Regions from separate parts of the Mus musculus genome. Here regions 2, 3 and 4 are each linked to region 1. A link is a loop called in an ENCODE intact Hi-C map of the cell type or tissue named here. Cell type or tissue: left cerebral cortex. All regions are shown on one strand. Links, peaks and the distances in the headings refer to the core of each region. The heading gives the core; the rest is flanking DNA.

Region 1 (8,219 bases), core at 1,150-6,149:
TGCACAAGCTCTCTCTACCACTAAGTTATATCCTCAGCCCCTTAGACAGTTTCCTTTAAAAGATCAGCCTCCCATCCTTTTAAGTATCCCTTTTATCAGAAAGACCATTCTTCTCAGAGGATATTCTTTAGAAAGTTATTTGATGCCACAAACCAGAAGCCATTCCCCCCCCCCCCTTTTTTTTAAAGTGACTTTAATTCACAAAATGATGCAATGTCTTTATGTCTTGGAGGCAGAATTAAGACAGGTCCAGACACATCAAAATGTACTGTCCCTGGGGATGTAGGTAATTGTGAACCAGAAGAGATATTAAAGACAGCAGTGTGGTGAGTATTCTTAAAAACTTCAATTAGCACATGAAATAGTTGTGAAGCTTTAAAAGTCAATGTCCACCTTTTCTAGAGAGGTTACTGTGGACCTGTGTTTTCTTTACTTCATAAACATTTAACAAAGCACAGCTGTAATGGAGTCTGGCCAATTATTCCATCCTCCTCCCACTCCACCCCTCTCCTCTTTCCTACCCTCTCTTTTCTGTTTACTCTCTTTTCTCCTCCCCCTTCCTGGTTTCACTTTCCTCCTGCACCTCCCCTCTCAGGTTCCCTACCTTTACTTCCTGTTGTCTCCCCTCTCCATACCAGTTCTTTCCTATCTCCCCTTCCCTTCTTCTGTCTTCCCCAACTCCTCTCTCCTCCTCTCCCGACACCCCTCCTTCTTCATCTTGCCCCCATTCTACAGTTGTCTCCTTGCATTCATAACAGCCAGGCTTGGCTGGATTTCCTTGCCTTCCCCCAGTTCTTGCTGAAAATTTCACAGTAGGAAGAGAGGAACCCCAAGAAACTGAAAACAGGAGGCTGCTGCCCTTGCCTCATTCACTGGATGCAATCAATACTCAGGAGACTGAGGAGAACAGAGGAGGTTGGAAGGTGAAGAATGGAATTGAAGAGAGACATTTACAAGCAACACAATGGCAACAAAGAATAGCATTATTTCTATTTGCCCTCCTAAGAGTCGAAATCCAATCAGCATCTTTCCCTTCTTTCTTTCCATCTTGCCTCTACAAGCATCATTTGCTGTGCTCCTGTATCCCATGCCCCAGCCATCACCTGCTAGGGGGACAGTCAAAAATACAACCAACAGCCTAATGACTTTCCTAGCTTGGTTTATAGCAGTGGCTCTCAACCTGTGGGTCTCAACCCCTTTGGGGGGTTGAATGACCCTTCACAGGGGTTACATACTAGATATCATGCATATCAGATGTTTATATTATGATTCATAAGAGGAGCAAAATTAGTTATGGAGTAGCAATGAAAATAATTTTATGGTTGGGGTCCCCACAACATGAAGGGTGGCAACTTTCATGTTGACTACTTTAAAGGGTGGCAACATTAGGAAGATCGAGAACCACTGGTTTATAGTATCCAAAAGGAAGCATGAACAGTGAGCCCAAGTATCTAGCCACAGGCCAGAGCTGTGTTTAAAACCTGGGTGGCTCACAATACACTGTTATTAGAGGAAGCCAGCTGTCACCCTGTCTGTTTCTAGGTATGTCAAGTGTGACCACCCACCCAGGAGACAGAGCAAGCTCAGGTGTCCTCCTGGAAATAGCCTTAATTTCAGCATGCCTGACCATTTTGCCCATTCTATTTGGCCCCTTCCAGTGAACCTCATGCATATTTATGTGCCAATTATGCAAATCCCAAGATGAAAATGCATTAAGCACCTATGATTTAGACTGGTTAAGTCTATTACATGGCACAATGAAATTACTGCATGATGTCCAGTTTATCTCAACACTTGCTTTAAATTGTCAGTTAGTTATTAAGTAACCATAACACACCAAAATTTTGCTGAAGGAAGTGTCCTTTGTCTGCCCAACCATGATACTAGGAAATCAGACATTTCGAGCTAAATCCTCATCAACATGAAAAAACATTCCAGAGTAGACTTAATAGGGCATAGTGTGATCAAAGTTTAAGAAAGGCAAGAGATCACCAGTATTGTCAGACTCTGGCAAATTAAAATCGCTGGCTCATTTCAACAACACACAACTCAGCAATTCAGAGACTGAAGATGAGGCTCAGGAGTGGGATTTTGTTCTTGATCCTTATGCAGTCAGGTCTCATTCCCTGAGCTGGCAGGACTTATTGTAGGTTACCAAATTCAAATGTACGCTGAAATTTCAAATAGGGAGATATCAATTTCCAGAGTCAGAAATAAAAGAGATTAAAAAGGAAATCACAGAAGCAATTCAAGCACAGGGGCAAATCCCTTGTAACCTGGCAACGGAAGGGTCAGAACCAGAGTCCATTTGGTGTGTAGTAATATCAGGTTTGAACTTTGGAAGGACCTGAGCCTCTAATCTCAATGTGTACTAGATGACGTGATGGTCAAAGAACCAACCATGATGAGAACTCAGCCAGTAAACATAGTACATGCGCAATCTGACCCACAGATGTCCATTTCTCCTGGATACTTTAGCATGCCATTTTAATGGGCCCATTGCTTGATTTGTGGAGTGTCTGGGTATATCTCATTTCCATAGGGAACTCCCCTTGAAGTCCGTGCGAGTTGGACTTGTATGGGGTTATATGCTCAGATTGCTAGACATAGTCAGCCTCAGCAAGAACCGCTAGGAGAGTACAGTTTGTCTGCAGCAGTGATTTCAGGAGCTGGCCAAATGAACAGATTCCACAGCCATTCCACCAAGCATTCGGATCTCAGCTTGTCAATAAAGAGAGAGAAGCCAACTGCATTTGCCATTTTCTCTGCAGCTGTGAAAACTGTATGCTCTCTGCCTGCTACCTCCAGAGAAGAACATTTGGAAGACACTGCCTGCAAGCAACCTGACATCACCTGGGGAGGAGAGAACAACAGGCCACCACACAGGTCTCCAAGGAGATCTCTCAGCTAGCCAGCCAAGGGGCTGGAATCAGAAGCTTTGTAGCAACTGTCACTGGGGCTGTCCTTCTAATGAAGGGTGATTATCAAAGGACGGGTGAACCCAGCAGAATGTCCACCCCCACATGCTGTGGTGCTTTCATGCATGTCCCAACATTCCAATGTTGTCTCAAAGTGTCACAGTCATGCCCCTTAACTAGAAGGGGCAGACAACAATAACAACAACAAACAAAAACAAAACAACAAGAAAACAACCAAGACCACTTCCTTGACAAAAGGCTCTATTTGTTTTTTAACCCTAGCTGAACATCAAAGAAACGAGTTAAATAAAAGCCTGATCCTATTGATTTCACCACTGTTATATGTTTAAAGAGCTATTTGCCTCCTAAATTTTAAAATTAATCAATTAAGAAAAATAATATTGCTAGCGTTATTTAAAACTTTCAGCCTCTGTTCAAAGTTATGCATGAATTCAGTAGCCCTTTCTTCATCTGAGCTTTCCTTGGGAAAGTCCATGTACAAGGCAGTCCTTTTCAAGTAAAAAGCAAACTCCAACCAAGGAGAAAAATGTCCACGAGGTTGGGATCAGTCTCCTGGAGCTTTTTTCTATAGGCTTCCGGAACAAGTTCAAGGTGTGTTTGATTAGCGCTGCCCTGAAATCTCTTGTTCAGGTCGGCGAGTTTTCTGAGAACAAAACGCTCTCCAGAATGCATTAACCTACTTTCAATAGAGAGGCTTCCCCATCCTCCGCTCTGAACCGGAGGAGGAGCCCAGAGGATGTTCCAGTGAAAGCTGGGCATGCTCTTTGCCTTAAAAGCGGGACTCATCCTGCGAAACATCAGCGCAGCCAGAGAAATCCGTACTTCCTGCAAGCACACCAACAGCTGGAGGGCAGCTCCGGTCCCAAAGCAAGAATGATTGGAAATCCTGCTAAAATATGGCTGTCTAATCAACCGAGAGGCAAACTCATTTACTAAGATTCCCATTGTCCACGCTGACAGATGGCCCCCCGCCCCCTTCCCCTTTTCACTGATTGTAGTAGCTCTGCCTTGGAGGCAAAGCTATTCTTTGAGAGGTCCAGTTGCATTCGCCAGCCTAGTTCCGAAACGAGACAAAAGCTAGTATAATCTTCCTTTTCAGTGAGCCTTCCCTAAACCACCAAGGAGCGCGCAAAGAAACCAGGGTTTAGTCCCCCTTACCTTGGTTCTCATCGGAGATAGGAGCCCTTCCATTTTGGCGGAATCCTCATGCCAGTTTCTCTTCTCTGCAAGTTACTCTGTCTGTGTTGCAGTCCTTAAGCATCCCACATGAAAAGAGCCATGCCTGGAGCCTCCAGTGGCTCCCCTCTCGCGGGTGGCGCCTCTGCACCGCGAGCAGTCTAACTTGAATTCTTGGTGCCTGAGGTGCCCGAGAAAGGATGTACGGGGAGAAGTCTGCTCCACTCCTCGCCCTCTTCCCCCTCTTTCTTCTCTCCGGTGCTCTCTCCTCCCTCTCTCTCCTCCCTCTCTCTTTCCATAATCTGCCTACAGCTCTCAGTGTACCGTGCTCACTTGACAAATGATCTCTGTCTTAGGTATTGTATTTGAGCCAAGAAAAGTGGTCTGAACAAACTACAGGGCAGCTCACCCAAAACAGAAGAGGCAAACAGAACTGCTGCTGCCTGGCGCTCCCAGCCTCTCGGCTTCACTAGGCAGCGTGCTCTCTCAGGAGTGAGAGAGTAGATCCATCCATCTATTCGTCTTTCATTAGAAAGGGGGATCCTGAATGGAATCAGTTGACACCATTATTCAGATGGTTTTCTGGTCCATATGCAGAAAGCAGAAAAAAAAATCGTGTCACTTACATATTTCAAAATAACCATTTGTTAAACCCAGTGTAGACACAACATCTGGACAGGGAACTGGAATTTTTGATGTTTGATCAGATGTTTGGACACACCTTCTCCAGAAAACTTTCAAAATCAAATGTATGGATTCTATTCCAGAGAGGCTGAGCATTAAACAGTGTGTGTGTGTGTGTGTGTGTTATTTGGGAGCTATGTATGTGTGGGTATGTGCTATAAGGAGTTGTGTGTGTGTATGTGTATGTGCATAATGTGGGTAGTATGTATGTATAGTATGTTTGATTTGTAATGGGGGTTCCTTGCGTATGTGTGTTATGAGGACTTGTGTGTAAGTGTAGCGTGTGTGGATGGTGTGTGTAGTGTAGTGTGTATATAGTATGTATGGCATAATGGAGATTATGTGTACATGCCTGTCTGTGTATATATGTATAAATGGGTGTCTATGGCATAATGGGGGATTTTGTGTGCATGTGGTGTTTGTGTGTATGTTTGTGCATATGTATGTGTGTGTGTATTATACTGCCAAAACTAGGTATCTCATTTAGTATTGCCAGCAACTTGGAAAAAGCAGACAATGGAAGAAACATACCAAAGAGGAGTGTAATGGAATGAACTGGAATGGAATGAACCTGAACAGATGTACTTCCTTCAGCTTGAAGGGTTATCTGTGTGGTAAGAATTCAAAACCTGCCCCTCCATGAATGAGTGTGTCACCATACCTAAGAACACCCATGTCTTTGCAAGAGCTTGAGGGCATATTCATACATACATTTGATGCACACAGCAGACGTGAGCTGACCTATGGCATTTACACCTACCGCCATCTGTCTCTTGTCCCTGGAATGGGACCTGTCCCTCTTTTTACCTGCTTCTCTTATACCCGACTCCCAACACAGCTCCAAGATGAAGCTGCAGGTGGACCTTCTTACTCAGTCTTCCTTCACTACACCCTCAACCATGTATTAATCCACTTTTCCTCCACTAGTTCTCAAAACCATGGGCTAAGGAACTCTCTCGACTCCTGACTGACCTCTCCGCCTGCACTGGAGTTCTCTATGCTCAATGCATCTCCATTCAACTTTATGTATCAGGCTGAAATTACATTCTCCCTGAGCCAAGTGCTCATCTCATTGTCCAGACTCTCACCATACCAGCAAATCATCCAGATACACGGAGAATAAGCCCATGTCCTGATATAAAAGATTCCTGTCACCTTGGGGTGGCTTCCAGACCGTATTCCCTTCACAACTATCTTAGTTGGTCTTATTCAGTATCCAAGTATTTGGAGTCTCCTACAATTTTTTTTTCAGTCATTCATCAAATAGCTACAATGCACCTGCTGTCTGCTGGGTCAGACCCCTTCAAGTTCCTAAGGACACAGTGGGAACAGTGTAGCCTAAGGCCTGGTCCACAACCTTGTGGCGGATGCAACACCCCCCCCCCCCCGTCCCCCGTCCCCGTGACCTCACTCTGTGCCCATGACACTGGCACAGTGATTATGTATGCGATGTGCTCGTGTGACCTCCTCTTGACTTCAAGGGCTGCTGCCTGTGAGACATTTCTCCTTCCCGGACATTCACTGTCAGCTCTCTCTCAGGAGACTTAAAGTGGCTTGTCTCCAAAGAATTCTGTTCCCTCATCTCCATCCCTCATTCTACTCCGCTCTCCTCTCCATACCTATCCTCTACGTGTCCACGGGCCTTACTTTGGGGGTGTCATGGGAGAAGCTCGATCTCCATTATTCAAGGAAGAGCCCGGTGCTCACCCCCTACCTCCCTTCCTGTCTGGCAGACCTTCCTGTCTTCCCTGTGGAGATGCTCTCACTCACTCTGTGTGCCACACAGACTTTCACTGTGTTGGCTTCTCTGTGACTACAACAAGCTACATCCATGACTTGCTTCTAGGCCCTAGATGGATGCTCTAGAACATTTTGCTTTGTTTCACACCTGTCCTGATCCCAGAACCCCTCACCACCACTTGCAGACATACACAGTGTTTGCTCCTTGACCTTTTAGCCGGGGCACAACTGCTCCCTGTTACTCTGCCTCTCTCCAAGTGTTCCTAAGTGGGTAGGACACAGCAGAACTGTGTCAGGGCTTACAAAAAAAGTTACACTGATCCTGTTTTGGGCTGCTTGGTGTCTGACAGACTCCAAGCATGGGTTTTTGGAACCAGAACAGCCCACCAAAGCCAGAGGAAGGGATTCTGGGAAGGAATTTTGAAGATCCTATATATAGCACCTCCAAGAGGGGCATAACTCTTGGGGTTGCTTATGTTCAACTTCTCAAACTCGAAGTTCCTGGAACTTGGGGTTGTTTGCCATGTGTCTTTCCCACTCTTTCATAGGTGTATGTGTGCATGTTGTGAGAAGGCAAGAGGCTGATGTTGTGTCTTCCTCTGTCCTTCCCCACCTTAATTTTTGAGACAGGTTCTCGCAGATAACCTCGAGCTCATTTGTCAGGCTACTTGGTTGGCCAGCAAGCCCAGGCAGCCTCTAACTCTGGACTTGCAATCTCACCCACGGGTCCCTGGAGTTCTTACATTTTTTCTATGGGTATTAAGGACTTGGGTTCTCATGCTACACAGAGAGCATTTAGTCATGGAGATATTTCCTTAGCTTCCACTTTGCATGTTTTCCCTGTGGTCTGTGAGGTTGCAGAGAATGAATATGGAACCCAGGAATGTAAAGGACCTGAAACAGTAAAGCAGAGCTTGACCTAGCACTGCTGCTGAGGCCCCTACTTCCGATGGTGACCATGAAACACTGTGCCAGGCACCGTACTGAGTGTCTCCCAACATTAGTTTATCTACTTCTCACACTCTGCCCTCTTAAGGGAGGTATTCTTCTCAGTCTTGCTTTGAGGATGTTTTAGCTAAGTCACACACCCCACCTAACAGAACTGAGTTTAGCCCAGTGAGGCGAATCCTGGTGCATGGTTTCCATCCCATCAAAAGAATCTTCTGTTCCAGTCTAAGGCATCCAACATGCTAAAAACATATTTACTTTCTGTTCTTTAGTAGTGCGAGGTTATGAAGGTAAGCATGAGAAAATATTATTTTAGAGTGATGCATTAATATTCAGTACCTCAACCAGTTATCTATTCATGAAACCAATATTCATTGGCAATTTACTACAAGCCAGAGTACTTCTCAAGAGAAAGGTCTCCCCTCTCTATAAGAGACAGTTATTTATAAAATGCAATGTCAAGTTATTTCCAATCATCCCCCAAGCCCTTTAAATATCAATGGCTACTGCTCATGTGAAATGCATAAAGTGACAATATTTTGAGGAGGGGAGGGACCCCCAGAGAGGCAGGAGCAGCTATGGTAGACGTAGGAACCTGGCAATCAAGTGTACTCCCATGACCAGTATGGGTTCCCTGATGATCTCTGCAGTCATCAACATTTCAGTAATATTTAGCTGTGGAGTACCAATTTGTCTGGTTCAGGGCCAGAGTTTTCTAACTGGGACTGCTCT
Region 2 (8,219 bases), core at 1,493-6,492, 82 kb after region 1:
TGCATGTATGTATGTATGTGTCTGTGTGTATGGATGAATGTATGGATGTATGGATGGATATGTGTACATTTGTATGTGCACATGCCACAGGTATAAATGTGGAGGCCAGAGGACAATTTTGAAGAAGTTAATTCTTTCCTCCCACTGCACAGGTTCCAGGGATCGAACACAGATCATCAGATTGTCAGCAAGCACCAAAAGTCATTGTGGTGTCTCATTGATGCCTTTCCCTTCCTCAATTTTATACTTCCTCCCTCTCCTTCCTCTCTTCCTTTCTCCCTCTCTCTTTCCCTTTTCCTTCCCTGGTGGTTCAGGGGATCAAACCCTATCCATCTCCTAGAGGGAAAAGGAAAAGGAAAAGAAGCAAAAGCGGCTTTGAGTTCTGAGGGGAGAGCTGTCTCCAGGTCCTGCTAAGCACACGCCTGACGCTTGGAATTTCTGCAGCCGTTAAGCAAATCCTAGTTCAGTGATTGCTTTTTTTTTTTTTCTCACCAGTGGCCTGGAAATAATTAAACAATGCTATTATGGTATGTGCTCAGGGTCAATCTTGCTATAAAACTGATTATCAGACTGCCCCCATCCAGGTAGCCCTGAACTGAAGATGACCTGACCACCTATAGCCCTAACACCACCTCTTCCCTTCCGGTGACTCAAATCAAAGCTGCCACCTGTGTCACAGAGCAAACTGTCAGAGAAGCAGCACCCCTCTTGTGCCATTGCCCTTCCAAACAGTAGGAAGTCGCACTGCAACCCCATCCCACTGTGACTTGGCACACTTCAGCCCTCAGTGTCCTGAAAAAGGCATCACTTAGTCAAGAGGTCCTGAGCTCTAAAATGGCAGCCTAGTTAATAATAACTGCTACCCTAGTTCATCTCTGCCAGTACTTGGGTGTGAGACCTTAAGTAACTTATACAGATGCGTCCTCTTCATCTGCAACCTGACAGTTACAAGCAGGGGCTACTTATGTGGTTCCTAACATCAACATAGAGTAAGTAAAGGTATTTTAATACTCTAGCATTTTTGAGAATATTTTATCAAATGAGATTCACAAGCACACACACACACACACACCTGTCACAGCTCTCAAAGTGGTTGATAACCAACCAGAGACCACTGTGAAGAAGAAAGAAACACTGTTTTCCCCGCCATACCCTCATGCTTCTTTGCTTTCCCCATTTCCTTGCTCTCAGCTTCCCTCAGCCTCTAACTGCGCATGAGCATGCTTGCTTATGTGTGGTGTGCTTATGTCTGTGCCCGTGCATATGGAAGCCAGAAGATGCCCATGAGTGTCAATCCTCAGGCTCCATCTACCTCAGGTTTTTTGAGACGGGAACTCTGACTAGCTTAGGAATCCTCAAGTAAGCTAGGCTGGCCAGCAAACTCCAGGATCCTTGACAGCAATAGAATTCCAAGTCCATGTCACTGTGCCTGACTTTTTAAAATGGGTTCTTAGGAGCCAAACTCAGGTCCTTTTGCTTATGTTTTACCAACTGAGCAAACTCCTCTACCACTTCATCCCCTCCATCCCCTGTACCCCTTCCTTCCCCTCCAGCCCTTCCATCTCTCTTTAGCTTCCTTGTACCCACTTCCTCTTCCTTAATTCAATTGCAACATTCGAGGATTAATCCTTGATTCATAAGTATGAAGAGTCTGGGAGACAGTTAATGCTTAGGTGTCAAAGCACAAAGTGTAGACCATATCATATGCCCGTCTGTGTCTTTCTCCAAATTTCTATGTGAAAACTGGGTTGACATATAGCTTTCCATGGCCTTGCCTGATAATCTCTTCTCTTGGCTCCAAACACTAACTCTGGGACAGGGCTGCCACCCATATTCTCTGAATCCGGTTTCTTTAAAATACTAATTTGGGTTAGAGAGATGGCTCCACGTGGAAGAGCAATTGCTGTGCAGGCACGAGGACCCGAGCTTGGATCCTATCAGCCATGTGAAAAGCCCATAACCTGTGTTGTGAAGGGCAGAAGATGGAGGATCAGGCAGACATCCAGATGGAATGGCAGACTCCTCCTCAGAGGAATGTGGGAGAGGGTAGTAGAGCAGGATACCCAATGCTGTCCACTGCCATTCTCATGGATATGAGCCTGTGTGTGTGTGTGTGTGTGTGTGCACACATACAATATATGCAGAATATATATTTATGATGCTGTTATATGTGACACTAAAAATTCAGTGCTTATGGCTAAATAGCTCAGCCTGTAAAAGGGCTTGCCACCAAGCTTAACAACCTGACCTTGATACCCAAGACCCACACGATAGAAGGTGAGAATGTTTCCAGACATTGGCGTCTGACCTCCACATAGACATGCAGCATAGAACATGTGTTCCCATGCAAAAACATAAATGAACAAATGAAAATTTAAAGCATACAGCTTTATGTAAAAAAAAAAAAAAAATGGTTCCGAGCTTGGGGTGAGGTGCATGGTTGTTGAGGACAGTGGAGAGCAGCAAGGCAGAGGCAGGAGCTGACTGCCCTTGCTTGGCCACATTGCCTTCAACCCAGTCTCCACACCCAGATTCTAGCCAAAGCACAGAACTTAAAGGCACACAAAGGCTTCTTGGATGGTGAGGAGCTGGGGGAATTTGAAATGAGAATCTTTGCAGACTCATTTGAAGAGTTTGTGGTGAGTTCAGGGATGGAGAAAAATTACAGGCATAGCATCATAGAGCTCTAGGTGGCTTTGAGGGGACGGGGTGTTCAGGAGATGGTACCAGCTGATTAGAGCCTTGGGTGAGCCCTACATTGCAATGAGAAGGCCTTCCTGTCTTAGCAGAACCATTTCTTTCACAAATAAATCAAACAAGGATGCATACTGAATTCATCAGAGACGTTGGGAGGTCAAGCCATTAAACCAGCACAGTGCTGCTCCCATTCCGTCCATCAGAGCAGGCGCGGGGGTGGGGAGGGGGTGTAAACAGACCAGCACAGCTGTTCCTCAAGCTTTGCATCTTTGTGATCCGAGCTTGGAAATGTGTTTCACAACAGTGGGGCCATGGAAGGGACCTCTTGTGCTACTTCTCGGTGGTGGCATCAACGGAGACAGAGATGTAAGTTCAGGTTTGACTTGACTCTAGAAAGCAAGAAACTAATGTCTACCCTCAGGAGATGGCATAACATTCTGATGATGCATGCCAGTCCTATACCAAGCTGTTGCTGCTAGGAAGCTCCCCAAATTCCGTCCTTTGTTGCATGAACTGATTATTTTTAAAAACAGGTGCATCCATTTCATGTGCTTTGGAATATTAAAGCTATTCATTGTACATCACCTTCACCCACCATCAGGAGGTTAGCTGAGTCCACAGTTGCCTCGGGCTTTCTTGGACATGGTCGTCCCCCCCCCCCCCGCCCCATGAACAGCTACTTGTTGGTTCAGGAAGATGCCTAATGGGGTGTTTGTTACCCACAGTAGGATCCCAGATTCAGAGATTCCTGTAGCCTGCTCCATTGTCAGTAAGGGCAACTGAGAGGAAGGCATTTGGGGTGTGCAGATGCTGGGGAGCCCACATTCAGTGGTTCTCAAAGAAAGCAATGGGCTGAAGAAGTACTGCGCCCTTCCCTCCTATGAGCAGGCACTGTGCTAACCACGGAGAGCAGTGGCATTAATTACACGTCTCCTTGCTAAGACTCACTCCCAGAGTGTCAAGGAAAACTAATGAGCACAATCATAGCATCGCTCAAGAACGTCTTACCTGCCAAGCGCTTTACAAGATTAGCTCATTAATCCACTCTGTCCTCCTGTGAAGCTGGTAATTATTACTATGCCCAGTTCAAAGATGGAGCAAGTGAGCCGAGATGAAGCAACTGCCCAGAATCCCTGGGCACATCCCAGCCCTTCCCACTCTGCAGAACAGAGCACAGCCACTGCACTGTATAATTCTGCCATTCCTTTGATTGCAGCTTCCCATGGATACCAGAGCCCCTGAAGCAGGGAGGAAATGAGCAGGCTGAAGATTCCAAGTCATCACTGATTAATTTCCCTCTGAAATAATCATTACTTTTTAAAGTCCATGTGTTATAAATTATGTATAACTGGACCATAGTTCGTGACCTACTTATCCAAAACAGTAAATTAATTCAATCAGAGGGTATTTAACAATTACCTTGCATATTTCAAAGATCATACCATGTACTCGTATCAATGTACTATTAAAAATTATGTGGTTTCACTTTTAATTTGTTATAATGCTATTTTCACCTGAATATCAGGAATCCCTAGAGAGCATTTAAACAAATACTGCAATTCCATATTCCTGTTCACTTCATTTTTCTTTCATCTGACACATGAAGTAACTCACAAAGCAACTGATCATTTATTACTGAGATCCATCTATCTGTCCAATCTGAGTGCTGGAAGACAAGTTTGTCCCTTGCAGCCCGTGAACGTTTTCAGCAGCCACTGTCTGTGACCACTGGGACGAGTAGCCTTTCACCCTTTGTACCTGAAGCCGAGCAGGCATTCCTTAGTGGAATGTCACTTTGAACCTCAGAGGTAAAATAACCTAACCATGCATGGTACAACTTTGGGTGAGATTTTAGAAGTTAAGCTAGCTTCAAATGTCATTTTTCTAGGAACGAGAAAATAGATCATCTGGTGAAATGCTTTCACTGCAAGCATGCAGAGCTGAGGTCAGTCTCCAGAACCCCCATCTTTAAAAGGCTAGGCACGGGGCTGATCTGATGGGTTAGTAGAAGGTGAAGGTGCTTACTATCAATCCTGAAGACCCAAGTTTGACTCCTGAAACCAACATGGTGGAAGGAGAGAACTAACTTCCACACATTGCCTTCTGACCTCCACATGTGCATGTGTGTAAATGCACACATGGGGTAGAAAATTCTTTTAATGGTAGCATATAATTGTAATCCCTGTACTAGGCGGGCAAGCTCACTGGCCAGGCAGTCTAGCTGCTTTGGGAAGTTCCAGACCTGTGAGAAACCTGTCTCAAAATACAAGTAAGATGATGCCTAATGTTGCCTCTTGGTTTCCACATGTATGTGCACATGCATCCATGCACACATGCACCAGTACCCATACACACACACACACACATACACACACACACATACACACATACACACACACACATTCACACATACACACACAGATATACACATACACACACACATACACACGCACATACACACACATATACACACACATACACACACACTCACACACACATACACACATGTATATACACACTCACACTCACACACATACACTCTCACACATACACACACATACACACACAAACACACATACACACACACTCACACACAAACACACACACACTCACACACACTCACACACAAAGAAAATTTAATTTTGTAATAAACTCAGTAAGATTAGGGTGTGGCGTAGCTCAAGTGTAGGAATTTTCAAGTGCCTATCATGTAGTGGTCTTTTAGCTGCCCCACCCTATTGGAGACCTTACTAAAGGTCAGAGGTAGTGCACGTTCAATCTGTGAAGTCATGTCCCTGATTTGATATCCACAGGAGATCTCAGGGAGACTCAGAGAAAGATCTGAAGCTTCCAGACTGAAGGCGCTGACTGACATTGGCACTGATGTCTTGGATGTCAAGTGTAGATGTCAAGTTTATGAACAGAAGAAACGGTATGTGCACATTCTGGGAAAGACGTCAGCCCCATAAAGGATGTCAATCTAGGTTTGCTTTATGGGACTGGGTGGCTGATCCTGACCTCATGCATTCCTAACTCATTGTGGTGCAGCACACAAGCACTTGATAAAGAACTCAGAACTGAATCAGTCTTTGGGTGAGGCATTTAATGTCTCCAGGTCATCAATGTCTTCACCTCTAAAACAGATCAAAAGCAGTAGTTCTTTCTGAGCTGTTGGTAAGAACCAGAAGAACTAATCCACATGAAAATCTTTATATCCCTGACACATAGTTTCATATAATAAGAACCCTGCCATGCCTTGATTTTAGAGTTTCAAAGGGTAGCATAATTATAACAAAATGTGTTCATTTTTATTATCATGGTTATTTTAAACCCTCTTATTCAGTGCTCTTAGTTTTAAAAAGTACCCAATTAAGTTGAGTAATGTGTTATCTTTGGCTGTATGCAAGAAAGTTTTTGCTTGGTTTGGTTTTTTTACCCTTGACGTATCTATAGATATTTGTCAAATACCCTGGGATTTGTGCTATACTGAGAACCCATTACTTCTAGAATAATTTGTGTATATGTATGTATGTGTGTGTGTGATGTGCACACATAAGTCTGTTGCATGGATGTGTCAATGTAGGTATATGCACATGTCAGTTGTAAGGTATCTTCCTTAATTACTATCTAGTAGGGTTTCTCATTGAACCTGGAACTCACAGATTTGGATTTGGTCTGGATGTCTCAAGGGACTACATAGTGGCAGCATATGTGTGGCTTATTTACTTGAGTTCTGGGTATCTGAACTTATGCACTCATGATTTACAATGGACCTTATATCATAAAGTCACTAAGAGTGATCAAGTGTCGCCCAGCACAGTGGCAGCAGCTTGGGGCTGGGGAGAGGAATGTATAGAAGTAGATGCTAATGTACTCAAACATACATACCTATACAGACAAACCAGGAACTTAGCCAGAAGCCTCACCTGCCATCTACAGCAAAGGAGTCAAATCTTGGAAGAAAAGGAACTTAAACAACCATAAAATTGTTATACGTATCTGGAGATAGTCAGTGGAACTTGTTGTTGAGTTTGGGTGTTTCAGTCTTGACAAATGGACATGCTGGACCAGTGAATTCTTTGTCTAGGAGAGTTTGGTTAGGATTTGTGGTGTGTATGTGTGTGTGTCTGAGTGTCTGTCTGTGTATCTGTGTGAGTTTGTGTGTATACATGTGCATGTATGTGTGTGTTTCTTGTGGAGGAAAGCCCATATTGTTCTTCAGATACCATCTACCTTTGACACAAGGTTTCTTGATGCCTGTCTATCATCCCAATGATGAGATCACAGGAATGTATCTCTGTAGTTGTCTTTTAGTGTGTGTGTGTGTGTGTGTGTGTGTGTGTGATGGGGGGGTGGTCCTAGAGATCAGACACAGGTCCTGATGCTTGCAGGGTAATACTTTTGCCAACTGAGCCATCTCCCCTGCCTTGCTGAGAGATGCTTAGTGATATCTTTGATCTTTGTTGACTAGAGGTCAATAGCAATCACTCCTGTGAATTCTGATGACCCCACATCTCTCCAGATAACAAAAAAATGTTCCTGGTTGGGGGAAGAAGAGTGGATAAAATAGTCCCCAGCTGAGAGTCACTGTTTATCCCTCAAGGGCTTTTCCCCAAAGTCAGAAATAATTTGGAAAGGTGCCTGAAGATTATTAGTAATCGTTTTTGGTAAAATAGAATTGAAATACCAAATGAAAGAATCTTATTTCTGTTTCATTTGATGCTAGGAGCTCATGAAGTGTGCTATGCTCTGCATGTGTGCTAATCCTCAGAAAAGCATAAAGCAGAAAAATTTGTGTGAAAACGCTTCTCCAGAGATTAATGATATAAATCCAATATATTCATGAAAGAAAAAATAAATGAAGCTGGAAAAATTCATATTTTCAAACTTCAGAGTACACATTCATTTAACCACCTTAATTTTTCCTAACAGTGAAGAGACTTCAAGAAATCGAATTGCAAATATAGTCAAAAGTTAATTACACTATTATAAATTATATCCTTTTATCACTCTCTGGGGAATACCAGGAATCTGAGGGTAAGTCGATGTGTATAAAATGCATTTTGTAGTTAATATGTGATTGATATCATCAAGGAAGTGCGCACATGAGTTCTCACGCTGGGTCAGGGATATAAACAGGAACAAAGTTTTGTCTTTGGAATTCCTAGGAAGAGTTGAGTTGGAGCCTTGCTAGGGCTGCATAATGACGAGACCTTTCTATTTCAGTGCCTGGGGCAGGCAGACAGATGTAGTTAGCAGAACAAAAGCACACAATGATACTGCCACCAATTGGAACTCTAAAAATAAAATCCATGGCTGAACTGAGAAAGAGGAGTTAATTCGAGGTCCAAGAACCTGACATATTAAAAATGAATTTTAGTGATTTATTCCTAATTAATTATTTAATTAAGGACTTTTTCTGCATATGTATACTTATGTTATATGTTCCTTTGTGTGTTGGTACATGTGCCTGCACATATGTGTGAAGGCTCAAAGTTTATATCCAGTGTCTTCCTTAACTT
Region 3 (8,219 bases), core at 1,810-6,809, 120 kb after region 1:
CAAGTAACTGGCTGGTTTTATTGTGTCTGAACCTCTGCTGAGGCCGAGTACTGTGGTGGAAGAAGAACACCACTGCTTATTTCATGGTAGCCAGGAAAAGGAAGAGAGACAGATAGGGAGACAGAGGCACACCTTATACAGCCAAGCCCCACTTGCTAACAGCCCATCCAGCCATGAACTGATTATTACACATCGTCACCAAATCAGCAGTCAATAATGTGGTACAACTAGCTGGGGACCAAGCCCTTATTACAGAAGCTTCTGGAAAGGACACTTTCTATCTAATCCATAAAACTTTCCTCTTTAAAATGTTTGGGGTCCTAGCATTGGAGGTGGTGCTAATGGGCAGCCAGTGAATTCAACTGTGTTGGGCTGCATCAGCAGACACCAGGACATCTATTATACCTGAGATAAGGGAATTTAAGACTTACAAATGAGAAGTGGAGGGATCAGAATTCCAATAGCTTTTTCCTTCTCTGATCCCAATTAACCTCTAGCCCTTATAGCCATCATTCAACTTTTTCTCTCTCTCTTAATTTTATTATCAGATACACCTTATGTAAGTAGAATTGTATAATATTTATATTTTTGTGAGTGGCTCATTTCACATAGCATAATGTCCTTAAGGTTTGTCCATATTTTGGCATATGTCAGATCTATCCTTTTCATAGGAAATATTCCATTGCATGCACGTGACACAGGTTTATACACGCACCAGTGATGGGAGCCTAGGCAGTTTCCATCTTCTGCCTGTTGTTGGAATGCTGTTAGAAAAATGCCCAGGAAGCTCCTAAGATCTGCTCCCAATCTCCATCGCAGAATTGTTGGATATTACAAGGATTTTATTTTTAAACTTTTTGTGGATGTTGTGGATTGGTTTGGTTTTTGGTTTTTAGGACTTGACATGCTTTCTTCCTTTGCAGCTATGCTGTTTTATATTCTCCCCATCCAGGCACAGCAGCCTTATCTTTCCCACACAGTCTCCACTCCCTTGCTGTTCACTGTAGACTTTTGCTCCATGAGCATTTCCATCACTGGAGGGTCACTGTGTCCATCTGGCTTTGACTGCTTAGCATCTCGCTAAGGATTATGACCTTAGGGGATGTCATTTGGTAAAATGTATGGTTTCATTCTTGGCATCTATAGGTAGCATATTTTTATCTCATAAGGTGCAACCTCATTTCCCATTCTCTCATGCTGTTACCTATGTGCCATTCTGGGTGTTCACTGAAGGAATGGTTGACCAAGCTCAGAGTGGATGCATCTGCTCACTGGGACAGTGAGAAAAGACCGCTGGGTCCCTTCCCAACTGTGCTGTTGACTGAGAGTTTCTCTGTCTGAGAACTCTGTTGTCTACCAGAAGAGCTATCTTTCCTCACAAGCACACCACAAATAGAAAGAATATGTTCCTGAGAATAAATTCTCCAATGGCTGCTCTCACCCAGGGGCAAAGGGATACTGGTGTATCAATACTTGGGCCTGTCAAGGACCAGCCTTGGCTTAGAGAGTTATTAAACAAATGACTTGAGGTCAAATCATGGGTCCAAGCTGATGGTGACCTATTTCTGCTTGAGACAGCTTTCCAGACTCTCTCTCTCTCTCTCTCTCTCTCTCTCTCTCTCTCTCTCTCTCTCTCTCCTGCTTGAGACAGTTCTCCAAGCAGTTCTCTCTTGGTATTCTAAAAATTTCTCTGGATAGCTCATCTCTTGCAGATCATAAGCCCAGTCTTTTATTTTGCATATCAATCCAGTCATTTGCTCCAGGTTTCTTTTTGATTATCCTATCAATCACCATCCCATGACCCCAGCCCTTTCATTCTTAGGAGACAGCAAACATAGTTCTTTTTTTAACATTGCAAAAGAACTCAGATATCTGCTTGCCACTGTTAAGCACAGAGGATAAGCTAGCTGGGTAGGGCCTCGCCCCTGCCTCTGCTGTGCTCTGAGTTAACTTCTTCATCTTCCTGCATGGCTTTGATGGTAAATGAAGGAAATGCTTAAGCAACCATGAATATTAAGAACTATAGACAAGGGCCTTCTGTACAATGTGCTGTGTATTTTCTACATGGAAAAGGGCTAAAGAAGTTTGGTCTAGCATTTAAGCCACAGTTCAAACCAGGCTGCTATAGGAAACTGTACTTGCTATAAGAAAAGATGGAGAGAAGAGCTTGTGACTAAGCAAACACCCAGGGAGGCTCTGCCTGAGGAGTAGTGTTCATGTTTCTCACCTTACATTCATCCAGCTCTTGAAAAATGTGACATGATTCAACCACCAACCAAAAGCTACAGCTTATTTCATATATCTGAAACTCTCAGCCTGTAGAAATGTGTATGTGCTGAGGAGGGGGTTGGGATATGAAGGAAAGGGGGATCCTGAGAAAATGATTGAGAATTTAGGAAATTCATAACTATATAAAGATATTTGTTTTGGGTTTTAAGAAGATTCTAATCCCTATCTGACACAGGGTCCAAGAAAATGGAAACCACTTGAAACAGAGTGTTGCTTGAGGGAAGATGTTTTTACTCTTCTCTGTCACCAGTACACACTGCTAATCGACAAACATTGGTTTGAACATTGAAGGGGAAAACCACTTCCCAGTCATCTGAAGCTCAGGCTTTTAAACAAAGGAGGACTCTTCACTGGAGTTCATTTCTAACCCTCAGCTACAGTTAAATGCAACCATTTTGGAAGAGCCTTTCAAAGTCTATTGATGGTCAAATTGCACTATTGATTTGTACAAACTGCAGACTCTGAGCCTCCCATTCAAATCCCCTTTAGCTGGTCTTGAATGGCTGTGTTTTCTTTTATTCTTGGTGTCTGACTTTTCATACTTCTCTTTGCTACATTGTGTTTTTTGTTTATTTTTTGCATTCCACTGTCACCAGGAACATGATAAATATCAGAAAGCTCCTAATTTGAGCCCAAGGATAAGTCAGAAATAATATTCAAGGGTGAAGTCAACATATCATAATGGAACAGAAACTTGCAGGGTGATCTACCAGCCAATCAGGAGGAGGGTCCTCGGTGGGAATACACTCTCCAGAAATAAGCTTAAAAAAGAATGCACAGATACATAATCTCTGTTGTGTCTTATAGACACCCCAGAAACAAGGCTTTACATTGACCTGAAGGAAGAGCCCCCTCTCTCCCACTGAACACCGCTCCAATTTGCTAACCACAAGAGAAAACTAGAGAGAAAACCAAGAAGTAGTCCTTTTGCAAGGTGATAACTTGAAAGACAGGCAGTCAGCTGTACTAGGGACTTTCAGAAATAAGGAGTGGGGATTGGGAAGCCTCCATCAACAGTGTTGTCTAACACCATCCGTTGGCGTCCCCAGCGAGCTCTAGAGAAATGCCAGGGGACTGGTCTCAACAGGACTGGTGATACAGGCACACCGAAGGATATGGCTGCTTGTGTTTTCAGTCGCAGTACTCCCTCACAGAGTCCGAACTCCAGTTTCCCATCTCCTGCCCTGCTGTCCTTTCTTCCTCTCTATTGGATTCATTATGATTCTGTTGTTGGAAGTAGCGGGCCAGCATTCACTGGCCAAGAATCCAAGGCACATTGGCTACATTTTCTCCTTGCCAAATGGACAACCTCTGATTCAAAGAATGAAGAAACCCCCACATTTTCAGCCCTTTGAAGCTGTTGTTCAGACAAAAGAGGGCTCCATCTCATTTCTATTCCTTCAGCTACAGTTAAATGTAGCCATTTTTGAAGGGCTAGTGATGGCCAAATTGCACAATTGATTGATACCAACCGCAAACTCAGAACCTCATCCAAATCCCTTTAATTGGTCTTCAATGATACTCCTTTTTAAAATTATTTGGGCAGGAAAGGAAAGAAATGTGCCAAAGACAACTTACACAAAGAAAATTAACACCCTGTCTTTGTTCCATTTTCTCTGGCACAGATACGGACTTCCAAGTTATTATTTTTTTTTCTCCTTGAGGAGAAGTTGTAAGAATGTGAACAGCAGTTGGGACTTTTCTTGTTCAGTTACCATAATTAGAAAAATAGACTAAAATTATGCAGAAGCAGATTGAGGGGGAAAGACAGCCTGGCTTTCATATGAAATAGTGAATTCTTTTTTTAAATTCAAAGATGCTTCTCCCTCCGTATATGTCTTTCATCTCAGAGCAGTTCGTGCACTGCTTTTAAGTCTCAGGTTTAACAGCTACTGCCTCCTTCAAAGAACTGGAGGCATTGATTGGAAGTGTGTCCACGCCATTGTGGCTGTTTACTAAGAGGGTGTTCTGGAGCTGCAGATATGGCTCAGTCAGTAAACCACTTGCCATGAGTCCATTAGAACCTGATTGTGACATGTCCCCCTGGAACCCATGGTGCTATATCAAGTCTATGGCCACAATCACAGCTCTGTGGAAGTGGAGATTGGAAGAGCCATGTGGCCTGCTAGCTAGTCAGCCTATTTGAATCAGTAAGGTCCAGGTTCAGGGTGAGATTGTGTCAGACTTTAAAGTAAAGAACAACTGAAGAAGATACTAACTGGTGTTAACCTTGGGCCTCCACATGTAACACACACACACACACACACACACACACACACACACACACACACAAACACAAACACATACAAACACATACACACACACACAAACACACACCACACACACACACACACACACACACATACACACACATACACACACACACACACACACACACACACACACACACACACACACACACACGTGTTCACAGGTATACAAATGGGGCCTATGAGCTCTGATACCCAGCCTCCTACTAAAATGAAAGACTACACAAAGACAAAAGGGAATTTATTGTGCTCTGGTTTTCATACATGTTCCTTCTACTCTTCTCAACACTGTAACCTGGGCTCTAATACCCCCTCGAGAGAGGTCCAATACTTAATTATCCTGGTTCCCCTGTCATCCAAGAGCTCCTCTTTGAATCTCCATAGCATTTCTGCCCATCTCTCATTGGTTTCTCATTACTTGTCCTTGTCCTTTCTTCTTTATGCTCTCAGCCAGCCCACATTGAAGGTCCCTGGATGGAATACTGTCTTGGACAGTGCTCTGCTCCCCTTTGGTACTCAGTACGAGACTGGGTACAATGAGTAATACATAGATTTTCCTTTCTTGTCCTTACATATCTCTAAGCCTGAGTTCTACCAGCAGTGTTCCTCTCTACCAATCACTACAAGTACAGCCCTCTGTGGCCACAGACCTGGGAACCTGCACACTCATCCCCTTGTTGGATGACTCCCACCATGACCCAAGTCTTCCTTCAAACAATGCTTGTTGGGCAGACAGCCTTGATAACCTCTGGGAACTCAATATATTTAGGTAAATTCACAAAGCTTTAACCATAAGGACCATATTACACGCGGGTGACACTAAAATGTCAATTGTAACTCCTGTTGCTGTGCGCATGTGACCAGATCTGAGCCAGTTTGGTTCTGCAGGAATATCCTGAACACAGTACAGACCATCTTTCATTGGATGCCCTCATCAGTAGGCTGTAATGGCTCCTGGTCACCTCCTGTTACTCATCCCAAGCAGGGTCTTTTGTTCCATGGTCCCACTGTTCCCTCCCATAGGTACACAATCTCATCCACTCTCCCTCCAGCCTATATACTACTCAACCTCATTTGCTCCTCCTTTCTTTCTTCCTGCCTTTCTTTTTCTTGTGCCCCAGCCCAAGCCAACACCCATCTGTCTCCTAAGCATCTCTGACAGCCGCTCTTATGAAAAACAATCTCTCCCTTCTTTGTCTTTCCAAGTGTGGATAGTTAAATTATACAGCAGAACACTTGTTCCCCTTCCTCTGGCATATCACCACTTGGTTTTAAATGTTGATTTCTCAACCTAGATTGTAAGGTCCCTGACAACAGAGATGGTGCCTTATAGTCTTTTTTTTTATGGGTCCATGGGTTAAATGTCAATCAGTTCTTGATGTCTTTACAGTGGGAGATACAAGATAGTTTTGTGGCAGTTTATGTTAAAATGCACGTGATATTTGAAAAGTGTGAAAGTAAAAAGAGTGAGGAAGCGTTCTGGGGAGAGGAATGAAATTTGGGTGTAATTCTTGGGATATAAAATTAAAAGGCCATCTGCCTTTGAGATGCGGCAGATGTGCAATTGATATTCTCAGCTCATTTGCCACTTGAATTTTGTAGACATTTAATGCTGTAATTGTTTATACAGTAAGATTATAAATACCCTTTAGAGACTACCTTACTTCTTACACTCCATCTCCCTGCAACCAGCCCCTATGAACTGGATCTTACTGAACTCAAGCTTCCGAAGTTGAAATGAGAGAGAGAGAGAGAGAGAGAGAGAGAGAGAGAGAGAGAGAGAGAGAATGATTGGCAGGGTGCCATTGAAGTAATTGTATAATATTTATAAAAATGTGAGGAGATATTGTCTTGATCTATCCTTCCCCACCTAGAATTTTGTGCCATGCCATGTGCCAGCCACTTGCACAAAGATGCCTGCACGTGTACGAGCATCACCGTAGAGTAGTTTGTAATGGTAATGTATTAAACTAGCCTAAGTACCCATCAGTGAGGGACTATTAAATATATTATGAGTCATCCAAGTAACAAAACCTGTACAGCCTTTGTAAAGAATGTGATTGAGCTGTAGGGAGTGACAAGGAAAGAGATCACATATGCCCAGGGAGTCTCTGGAAGGATACAAGAAACTAAAACCTGGCATGGGGGGTAAGCTCATTTTTATTATGTTTTTATTTATATTTAAGAACATTTTAGCCATAAAGGTGTTTTCATTTATAAACCTAAAAAAAAAAGGAACTTTCAAGTAATGATATTCACACTTCATGATTTAGACTGCACATGTGTATGCTGGATATCTACATAAAGTTTCAAAATCTTTCTGATATTACTTTTTGTGTATATGACCATAATTAAAAATACTCATTTTTAAATCATGGCTTGCTCTTTATTTCCTCATCACATTCTAACTATTCTGTTATGCTGGTATCTGGACAGTGGACATGCCTGTGGTGAAGTCTGCAGCAGTAAGAGATTAAGATAGTCTAAGCTTCATACTCTTTACAGGACCAACTTTCACAGAATAATGACTATATTTGAGTATTCTGGGCTTTCTCTGGGAGAAGCAAATGTCCTGAATGAAGAATAAAAAGTGTCTCTCTCGTCTGTCCTATTTATTTGCATTCCTACTATGCCTGCATTTACCCAGAGATTGTGGTCTTGGTTGTCTACACAGTAGTCATTAGCATGCTTCCTCTTTGCAATGAGACTAGACTGATGGCTGACTTCTTGCCTTATTTCCATGAAAGCTGCAGAGGAGGTTTTTAGAATCCTTGGCTTCAGACAACAGAACCTACTCTAATTAGCTTAAACAGAAAGGCACATATGATAAGGTACTAGAAAGACAAGAATATAAGAGTAAAGATCTGGGGAGTCAACTCAGTGGGTAAAATGCTTTCCACATAATCACAAGGACATGAGTTTGGATCCCCAGCATCTACATGAAAAGCTAGGCAAAGCTGGCACACACCTGTAGCCCTAACATTGGGGTTTGAGACAGGTAAATACCAGGGATGGCTGGCCAGTCAGTCTAGCCAAAATAAGCAAGATCCAGGTTTAGTGAGAGATCCCCATCTCAAAATCTAAAGTGGAGAAGAGGTGGAGGAAGGAACTAGTAGTAACCTCTGTCTTCTCTATATATATCATTATTAGCAATAGATATAATAGCCATAAGTACCATGTGTATACACACACACACACACACACACACACACACACACACACACACACACGATGTCTGTGGATATTTACTTCTGCTGAAACTCTTTGTATACCCTATCACCTGGTCTGTACCATGGAGTTCTAATAGAATCTCTTCCAAGGCATCTTCATTCACATGAAAAATGTTCTGAGCATGTGCTATATATGTAGGCATTCAACTAAGTGCTGAACCAAGATAAATGGTGAAGGAGTCATAGTCCTTGTTCTTAATAAATTCATTACCCATACACTAACCTCCTTTTCTCCATGTAGTTCTTCTACATGGGCTGTTCTTTCAACCACAGACACCACAGGCTGTCTACACTGATACCACTTTCTGCTTTCAAATCTGATTGTTGGAATGAGCCCATTTCTACCACAACAGCAGACACTGGCACAGCTAAGCTAAGCATGGTCATTCCACCCCTCTCAGTACAAAATGAAGACAACTGCTTGTCAGAA
Region 4 (8,219 bases), core at 1,023-6,022, 93 kb after region 1:
CAGGAATTCAATAAATACCTTGGGTTGGGCATAGTGGCACATGCCTTTAATGCCAGCACTCGGGCAGCAAGGGGGTTGGGGGGAGTTAGATACTGTTGAGTTCAGGCCGGCCTGGTCTTCACAGTGAGTTCCAGGACAGCCAGAGCTACATAGTAAGACCGTCTCAAAAAACAAACAAACCCCAAACAAACAAACAAACAAACAAAACCCCTTTGAGCTCTTACTAGCTTTGAAAGTCATAAGAAACATGCAGGTTTCAGGAGGAGAATTTAGAGGTCTGTCCTCTGTCTCTCTGCTGGTTATGACTGACAACATTTCATAAAGATAGACTGTCAGGGTGATATGCAGGAATCAGTTTTACAGATCAAAACTGTAAGCACTCTGAGGTACAGACAAACAGGTCACACAGTAGCGTTTACACTTCATATATGGCTTGGAATTCCATGGCTCACTCTCCCTTCCACTCCATTATTTTGCCTTAAATTCCATGGTTCACTCTGAGGAGCAGAGAGGCTGTGGAAGACTCAAAAGCTTGGAAAAGGGAGAAGGAAAGGCATGGTCAGTACTTTGAAAGGCTGCTGCATTGCCAGCATGGTGTGATTTCAGTGAACCAGGCCAGGGAACTGGAAACTGGAAACTGGGATCCCTAACGTCTTTTTCTATGGTTGGAAAGACAGGTTTTAAACCTCAACCAAGGAGGACTTGGAGACAGGAAGGGCCAAAGAGTCTCACACTTTATAAACATAAGAATTAATACATTTGTGTCAACGGGATACTGTCCAGCTCAACTCTATGCTAAGTAGCACCTACAGCCTCTACAGATCAGCCAGGCAGGCAGGTCAAGGCACACCAGTGCTGTTCTTAGGGGCTACTGGATACTTCCTCTCCCAGGCCCCTCTTGGGAGAACTATTTTGGGTTTCCATGTGAATCCCGAATCAGGTCTTATCTCTGCTCCTGGACTTAGAAGTGGAATTTTAATTTTCAGATTAACATTGCTTCTTTTTCAGTGTCTCAGAACATTCTAGAAGGTCTGCTCTAGGAGGTCTTTGGTTAAGTTTCCTCCTGTCCTAGTCAAACCTTCAAAACTCGGGTACTAACTCTAACTCCTGGCTCATGCCAGTCTCTTCCATCCTGTCTCCACAAGGTCATCTAGTTCCTCCTGAGTGCCTGGCATCTCAGTTCCTCCAAATCAAGACTGATAGTATCAATCCACTTGAAATAGCTAGAGGAGTATTTCCATGGTACAGAAATGTATTGGGGTGTAAAAAGCTCTCTCTCTCTCTCTCTCTCTCTCTCTCTCTGTCTGTCTCTCTCTCCTCTCTCTTTTATTTATGTTTGTTCTTAGTTTTATTTTTTGAGAAATGGCTTTTCTGTATAACATTGACAATCTTAGAACTTCTTCTGCAGACCAGGATGAATCACATCACAGAGATCCACCTGCCTCTGCCTCCCAAGAGCTGGGATTAAAGGTGTGTATCACCACTGCTGGACAAGTTAAAAGCATTCCTACTGTGGTTTTTAACCTGACTGTTCACACACTGTGTGGATTTCCATAAACGGCCATGTGATTGGTGTCCTATTAGTCATTTCTTGTCACTGTGACTGAATGCATGACAAAAGGTGGCATAATGAGAGATGAGTTATTTGGGCTCAGGGTTTGTGATGGTAGATCACAGCAATGCAGTGAACATGACTTTTCACAAGAAGGTATGGCTCTGTGGACCAAAAACTAGAAAGCTTGGGCCAGAGCTGGAACTAGGGCTAGACTATACTGGGACAAGCCTGTTACCACTCTACCCCCTTAGTGACCTACTTCCTATATCTAAATCCTACCTCCTAAGGGTTTCACAGTTTCTCAAAATACCACCACCGGCTGGAGACCAAGTGTTCAAACACAAGGGCCTGTGGGGGCCTCTGAAACTATAACATAACAGCAACCATTTGAATAAGTCCCTGCAAATACATCAGACAGTACAAACAAAGGGAGTGAAGGAAGGGTGAACGAAGTATTCCCAAGAGCAGAGAATAAGGTCATGCTACATTTCTGTTGACATTGTTAAAACAGTTTTGGTTTATTTTGAAGTTCAGGCTTTATTCTATGCAGAGCAGACCACAATACAATGAGCCAATGGGTAAATGCAAATATCTATGAATTTGGGTACAATTAATTTTTCCATCAGGAGTCCACTTCTGGTCTTACTATATTGCCATTCTTGTTATTATTATTGTTATAATTTTTATGGTTCTGGGAGTCTCTATCACTGCGCTAGCTCCCCAGCCCCATTCCTGGTCTTTAAAACTGTAGAAGAACAGAGGAGATGAAGAGACCTAGTTCTTATCTTGACTCTGTTGTGTCTGACATTGGCCAAATCACAGGACTTATAGGGGTATTTTTTCCCCTGATGAAGAACAGTATTATGTTTGGTTAGTGTGTAAGGACTCTAGGCTCTAAAGTGCAAGCTAAAGTTGCCGAGTTTCTTGAAGATCAGCTTTAGCTTACTGGACATCCCAGGGCCCTGAGAGTTCTGGAGACCCACAGACAAACAAGGGAGAAGCTAATGTGACCAGTTTGACAATCAGTCCAAGTCGTGATTCACTTTGGACACTTCCTTTAAGGAGCCTCCCCTGAGACCTCCACAAAAGCCACTTGGCACAAACCCTGCCACCCAGTATTTGCTTTCCAGTGGCTTCTTGGGAAAGCTATTGAGAGGGAGGGCTCTCTTTAGAATCTCTTAATGAGGAGGCCCTAGTTGTGAGGGCTTTCAATGCAGGAACTCGGTGCCCCCTTTTCAGAGTACAATTTCACCCCTTTGGCCCTCTGCCTCTGGCTTCTGTTCCTGCTCTGGAAAGTTCAAAGAGGGATAAAATTATACAGGAAAAGCCTGGCCTCAGTGCCATAAACACTCATCCCTGAGACCAAAGGAAAAGGCCAGAAAGAGACTACAGAGGGCCTTGCTTTCTGGCTACCACCTGCCTCTCTGAAGTGTTAATTCTTGACCCTCCTGATGTGAGCAGCACGAAGCTGTTGTCATGTTCTGTCCTGAAGCTCGCACCTCCATGTCGGGGCTCAGTAAGCATGTAGCTAAGTGACATTGTCAAGAGAAGCCATCCTGGTTGTCAGGAAGGGATGGAGGATGCTTTGGACTTCACGTGCCCCTTGCCCAACCCTCAAGTCTATATTGAAATCTTATTTCCCAAGACTATTGTGTTGGAATATGGGGTCTTTGGATTATGACCCTAAAAAAGAGGTCACCAGAGAGCTTCCCTGACTCTTCCATCATGTGAGGAAGTGAGCACCAACCAGAACATCCAATGATTTGCTTTTGTACATAACAATTTCTAGAATGATGAGAAATAGCCACACTATTTAAGGTGTCCCATTTGTCGCACTTTGCTACAGCCACCTGTGACCTTAATCTTGATGGCCAACTTGTGAGAACTGAGAGATGTCTATAATTAGTAAGACACTCTTCTGGGTGTGTCTGTGGAGGCTTCTGCAGAGAAGAATGGTGTGTGAGAGAGGAGCTAAGAACACAGTGGCCTGCCTTTACTGTGGGCAGCATGGCCCACTGGGTCGGAGACCTGAGTTAAATGCAGGTGGGGAAGGAGAAAGCCAGTTGGTGCACACAAGCCCCACCCTTGCCACATAAATGCAGGTACTGTTGCTGCCACTGTGGCCTATGGTGTGGATACAGAGCATTCCAGCTGCTCATCCTGGCTCATAGCAATGGATCCAGACAGCATCCAGATGTTCTGTTTTTGATTATGGCTGCATCATTGTAATTCCTTGTTTGAGGCATACAGCTTTTTAGAACAATTCAAATCCCCATCTCTACCTCTCCAGCTTATAGACAGCTATTGCTGCTTATCTGGGAGAGATGGAGAATGCCTTGGACTGAGTGTGTGCTTTTCCAAACTCAGTTCATGCATTGAAATGCTAACTCCCAATTGCATGAGCCAAGGTTACAAATCTCCTCATTTGGAGTCTGTTGCTTATGTTCTTCCAGATAACCATGGTGAATATTTAGCCAGACACCCTTATGCAAGGAAGTCAGCTTCTGAGAGAGAGGAGGAGAAGACAGACAGACAGACAGATACACTCAGAAATAGAGAAACACAGAGAGAAGAGACAGAGAGGAGAAACCCCACAGCAAATGAGGACAAGGAGGTAAGCCCTTCCCCCACCTTCTTTACCTTCTCCCTCATATGCCCCTTGGCCTTTTCTCTCTGGTGTCAAGAGTCTGAAGATGCTCACATAGCCTCTTAAGCTCACTGCCTGCTTAGACAGGGGCCCTAAGTCTATCGAGACCCAGAGATATGGGAGCTAAGGAATCCCCTGCCTGCCTCCTCAAGGTTCCATTCTCCCAGTGACCTGAGCTCCCTCTACCACCAGTGTGCTTTAGTTATGAGTACAGCAGCTGAAGGTCAGACACTGTGACTTGCTTTTTTCCTTTTTTAAATTGTCCTCAATTGCTCTGGTCCACAGTTAGCAACGGCTGACCTGGCCTGGAGACCCAGCTTCCAGAAGTGGGGCTCCTTATAATGTTTAGCACTCTTTCTCTGGCATCCTGCACTTGCAAAACATCGGGGCTCTGAGTTTCAAGTCCTCTCAAAGGCAGGGATTGGCCATGTTGGGTTCTAATTCTTAGGTCGCTTGGGAACTAAACCTAAGGAGTGCCCTTCACTTAAACCTGCCTTTGTGGGAATGTAACAGGTGACCATTGTATTGGCTATGTTTCTCACTAATGTGGCAAAATGCCTGACAGAGAGAGACAATTAAGACAGGAAGGATTTGTTCTGGCTTGAGGCTTAAGGGGGATACAGTCCATCATGGTGGGGAAGAAAAGATGGCTGAGAGTGTGTGATCAGAAAGCAGAGAACTTGGCAGGAACCAGACCTGGATCAAGCCTTTGACATTCAAGATCCACCGTACCAAAGCCTTACTGCTAGGTTCCTAGGTTCCGTAGCCTCTCCAAACAGCACAACCAGCTGAGGACCAACATTTCAAACACATAAGCCAATAGGAGACACTTAACTTTCAAGGCAAACCCAACAAACTCCAGGAACCCACTTGTCTGCTAGTGATGGCCTTGTATTATAAGTGCATCCTGCCACCGTGTGTGTGTGTGTGTGTGTGTGTGAGTGTGTGAGTGTGAGTAGTGTATGAGTGTGTGTGTCAGAGCATGTGTGTATATGTGTGTATGGGTGTGTGTGTATGAGTGTGTGAGTGTGTGAGTGTGTGTTTCTGAGTATGTGTGTGTATGTGCACATGTGTATGTCTGAATATGTGTGTATGTATGTGTGTGAGTACGTGTGTTTGTGTGTGTGAGTGTGTCTAAGTATGTGCATTTGTGTGTGTGTGTGTTTGTGTTTGTGTGTGTGTGTGTGTGTGTGAGTGTATGTGTGTGTGTATGTGATGTTTTGGAAATCAAACTGAAGTCCTTGTGTTTAGTAACTATTTCACCAACTAAGCCATCTACCCCACTCCACACTGCTAGAAGCCTATCTCTAATTATCATTTCTTAGAATACACAAGGTTAGCCTTTCCTTTATTTTTCCTTTGAACTGAAGCAAAATCCCATGGGTTCAGTGGAGCTACAGCTGTGGTTGCTCTGGCTGGAGGTTGAATGGGATCTTGAATTTTGCAGTTGATCATGTAAAGCAGGCAGCACGGCCTTCCCTCCTAGAGCTCGCTCTGGTCTAATGAAGCAATCAATTTCTTCTTGTCTGACAAATGTTACAAAGAAACCAGAGCTGGGACAGCAGGCCTATAATCTTTTTACCTTTTTCTTTTTAATCTTGTATTTTTAGGAAGAAACATATGGGTTTCTTCCTCCTATCTCACGGTGACTTCAGGTCTGTCCTTCCTCTTCTGTGTGGTGCTTGGTTTCCTTGTTCATCGATGGAGGAAATCACAGCCATTTCTTTTCTCCAAGGCAGCTAACTGAGGCAGAGACAATTTCAGGGTGTTCTAACCACTTAGCTTAGAAACCACTGCAGTGACCTTGCTCACACTGATCCATAGGTGTTCAGAGAGTGTGGAGCACACTCAACCCAAGTTATATTGTCTCAGTCTATGTTGTGCTGCTATAACAGAATCACACAGACTGGCTTCTTTATGAAGATATCCAGGGCTGGTGAGATGGCTGAGATGGAAGGTACCTGTCATGCAAGCATAAGCATCTGGTTTGCATCTCCAAAGCTTATATAGAGGAGCATCTCTTAATTATCCCACTTTAAAGAAACTGAAGGTCAAAAACTTATTAAAGATGCCATTGTCTTCTAGTCCAGCTCAGTCCTATGTCCATAACCACTATGCACCATGTCCATCCTACCCATGTCAAATGTATTGAATGGGTCCAAACTGAGATCCACAGAATGAAGACTGTTCGCTCTCACCTGAGCAGTCAGTGGGAGAATAAGTTAATCTCCCCTGTGCTCTTTCTTTCTGATCGATCCCACACCTGTCCATCATACACGGATGGATGTGATGGTGGTTATGGCAAAGAGCAATTGTGTAATCTAACTTGAGTAGCATTCAGCAGGGCAGTACAGGCTGGGGATGGATGGTTCAGGGTATCAGGAAGGAAGACAAGGACAGGGAGGTAGCAAGCCACCCTCCTGGAACTTCAGCTTGGTAGAAAAGCATCAAAGTGATTCCCCCTCCTGTGAATGTGGCTTTTTGTCACTCTGACCTTAGCTGTACACACTATGAAATTCCTCCTCACTCAGCCCCACGAAAGGTAAAAGCATCACACCACTGATTTGTATATAAACATTTGCAACCATCAGTTTGTGAAAATCAAGCACCACTGTCAAGTCCAAACAGATCTCACTGACTCAACAGCTCATGGGTTTTGCTCTGGAATCTATTCAACCCATTCTCATTTCCTGTCCAACCACACATTGTTCCTACAGAAGTCTTTCAAAGCGCTGAGGTATACGGATTCGAAGGGACACTAGGGAGGCAAATTTTGGCAAAAGCTCATGGGCAACTCTCATTGTTCATTTGAGAACAATTGAGTTACAAATTTTTTTATATGCTGAGGCCCTAGCTCCCCCACCTCACCACATAGCCTTTAAAGAGGTGATGGAGGTGACAAGGTAAAGTGAGGGTACAGAATGGGTTCTAATCCAATCTGACAGATTTCAATTAAAGAGGAAGAAAACAGATCCGAGGGGACTGTATAGGGAGGTCCTTCTGAAGACCGTGCAGGAGGATAGCTTTCAGTAAGACAAGGACAGGGCTTAGAAGACTATCAACCCTGTTGCCACTGTGATCTCAGACTCTTATTCTCCAGGGAAGGGACACGTGAATTTAGATTTAGCCTGTTGTGCTTTATTATGACAGGATAGCAAATGAATACAATTTCGGCAAAATGTAGCTGCATAAAATTTGTCTCTTTCTGTAACAATCATTAGCAGAGAAGCAGTCAGAAGTTTCTCTGCTTCACTTCCCAGATTAAACTCTGTGCCAATTAAATATCTACAGACCATTGCCATCTACCCAACCCATCATGCAATCCAACTGCCCTGCTCTGAGCCTCTATAAGCTATTCTGGTTTGATTCTGACCTTGGTGAATTGTCACAGATAGGGGACACAGAGCAAAAATATAATTAGAGGAACTGTGTATGAGGCCATCCACAAGAGTCTGAAAGTTTGCTTCTCAAGTTATTGGGAATTGGTCTAAATGTGTTTAAACTTTTGATATTGTGAAATGACATTATCATCTTCAAGTATACATAAGGAGCTGTATATAACCAGGCTGCAAAAACTTGCCCCAAATCATAATTTTTTAAGCAAACTAATGAGTTTATGTCAGGTCACATCACATCAAAATCATGCTTGGTGGCCTACAGCCCCTGGCCATGGGTTGAACTTGGTTATCAGATGGCTTCAGATGAAGCTTACTGCCTACTTAGATAAAACTCTCTTGCTGGCAGACAAGATTAACCAGCAACCGTGACTCATCCATCCTTCTAGAAGCTCCCCAGGCAAGTCCTCCAATAAAATGAGTAATTGTCTCTGCTCAAGCCATAGAGAACCTGTAGATTAAATAAAGATGGGAGAGGCAGCGAAGGAATCAATTCTAACATGGTCCTGGCACAGCTTTGAGGAGAGTGTCTTTCTTTCCTAGTCCCAAGGCTAGCTGATGAACCACACTCCCCAAACAATATTCTTGGAAACTTCTAGGACAACAAAAGCAAAATAAAGAA

Evidence for each region. Peaks named below come from ENCODE experiments on the same cell type or tissue, not always from the same donor. Only the 100,000 strongest peaks of a DNase experiment are listed, where the experiment ranks them.
Region 2: it touches region 1 in a loop (5-fold over the local background); 2 of 42 quality-filtered maps call a loop at or near these places.
Region 3: it touches region 1 in a loop (2.8-fold over the local background); 3 of 42 quality-filtered maps call a loop at or near these places.
Region 4: a loop joins it to region 1, with 2.6 times the contacts of the local background. A loop is called at or near these places in 3 of 42 quality-filtered maps.

The regions. Positions count from the first base shown.
Region 1 is chr2:4,148,989-4,157,207 of GRCm38, reverse strand. Frmd4a (FERM domain containing 4A) reads right to left here and starts at 4,345. Exons shown (of 23, transcript NM_172475.3): 1 at 4,098-4,345. The coding sequence starts at 4,130. In left cerebral cortex, for the core only: no CTCF peak of the experiment used is centred there; DNase peaks (open chromatin) are centred at 2,741, 3,680 and 4,251; H3K4me3 peaks cover 2,222 bases; H3K27ac peaks cover 1,833 bases.
Region 2 is chr2:4,067,544-4,075,762 of GRCm38, reverse strand. It overlaps a transcript of Frmd4a not described here. Among named protein-coding and RNA genes, the nearest start is that of Gm52545, 40 kb to the right of the region's middle. In left cerebral cortex, for the core only: no CTCF peak of the experiment used is centred there; DNase peaks (open chromatin) are centred at 2,901 and 3,728; H3K27ac peaks cover 1,123 bases.
Region 3 is chr2:4,032,219-4,040,437 of GRCm38, reverse strand. It overlaps a transcript of Frmd4a not described here. Among named protein-coding and RNA genes, the nearest start is that of Gm52545, 4.4 kb to the right of the region's middle. In left cerebral cortex, for the core only: no CTCF peak of the experiment used is centred there; DNase peaks (open chromatin) are centred at 2,202, 3,638 and 4,049; H3K27ac peaks cover 1,261 bases.
Region 4 is chr2:4,055,373-4,063,591 of GRCm38, reverse strand. It overlaps a transcript of Frmd4a not described here. Among named protein-coding and RNA genes, the nearest start is that of Gm52545, 28 kb to the right of the region's middle. In left cerebral cortex, for the core only: no CTCF peak of the experiment used is centred there; DNase peaks (open chromatin) are centred at 1,787, 2,748 and 3,913; H3K27ac peaks cover 2,572 bases.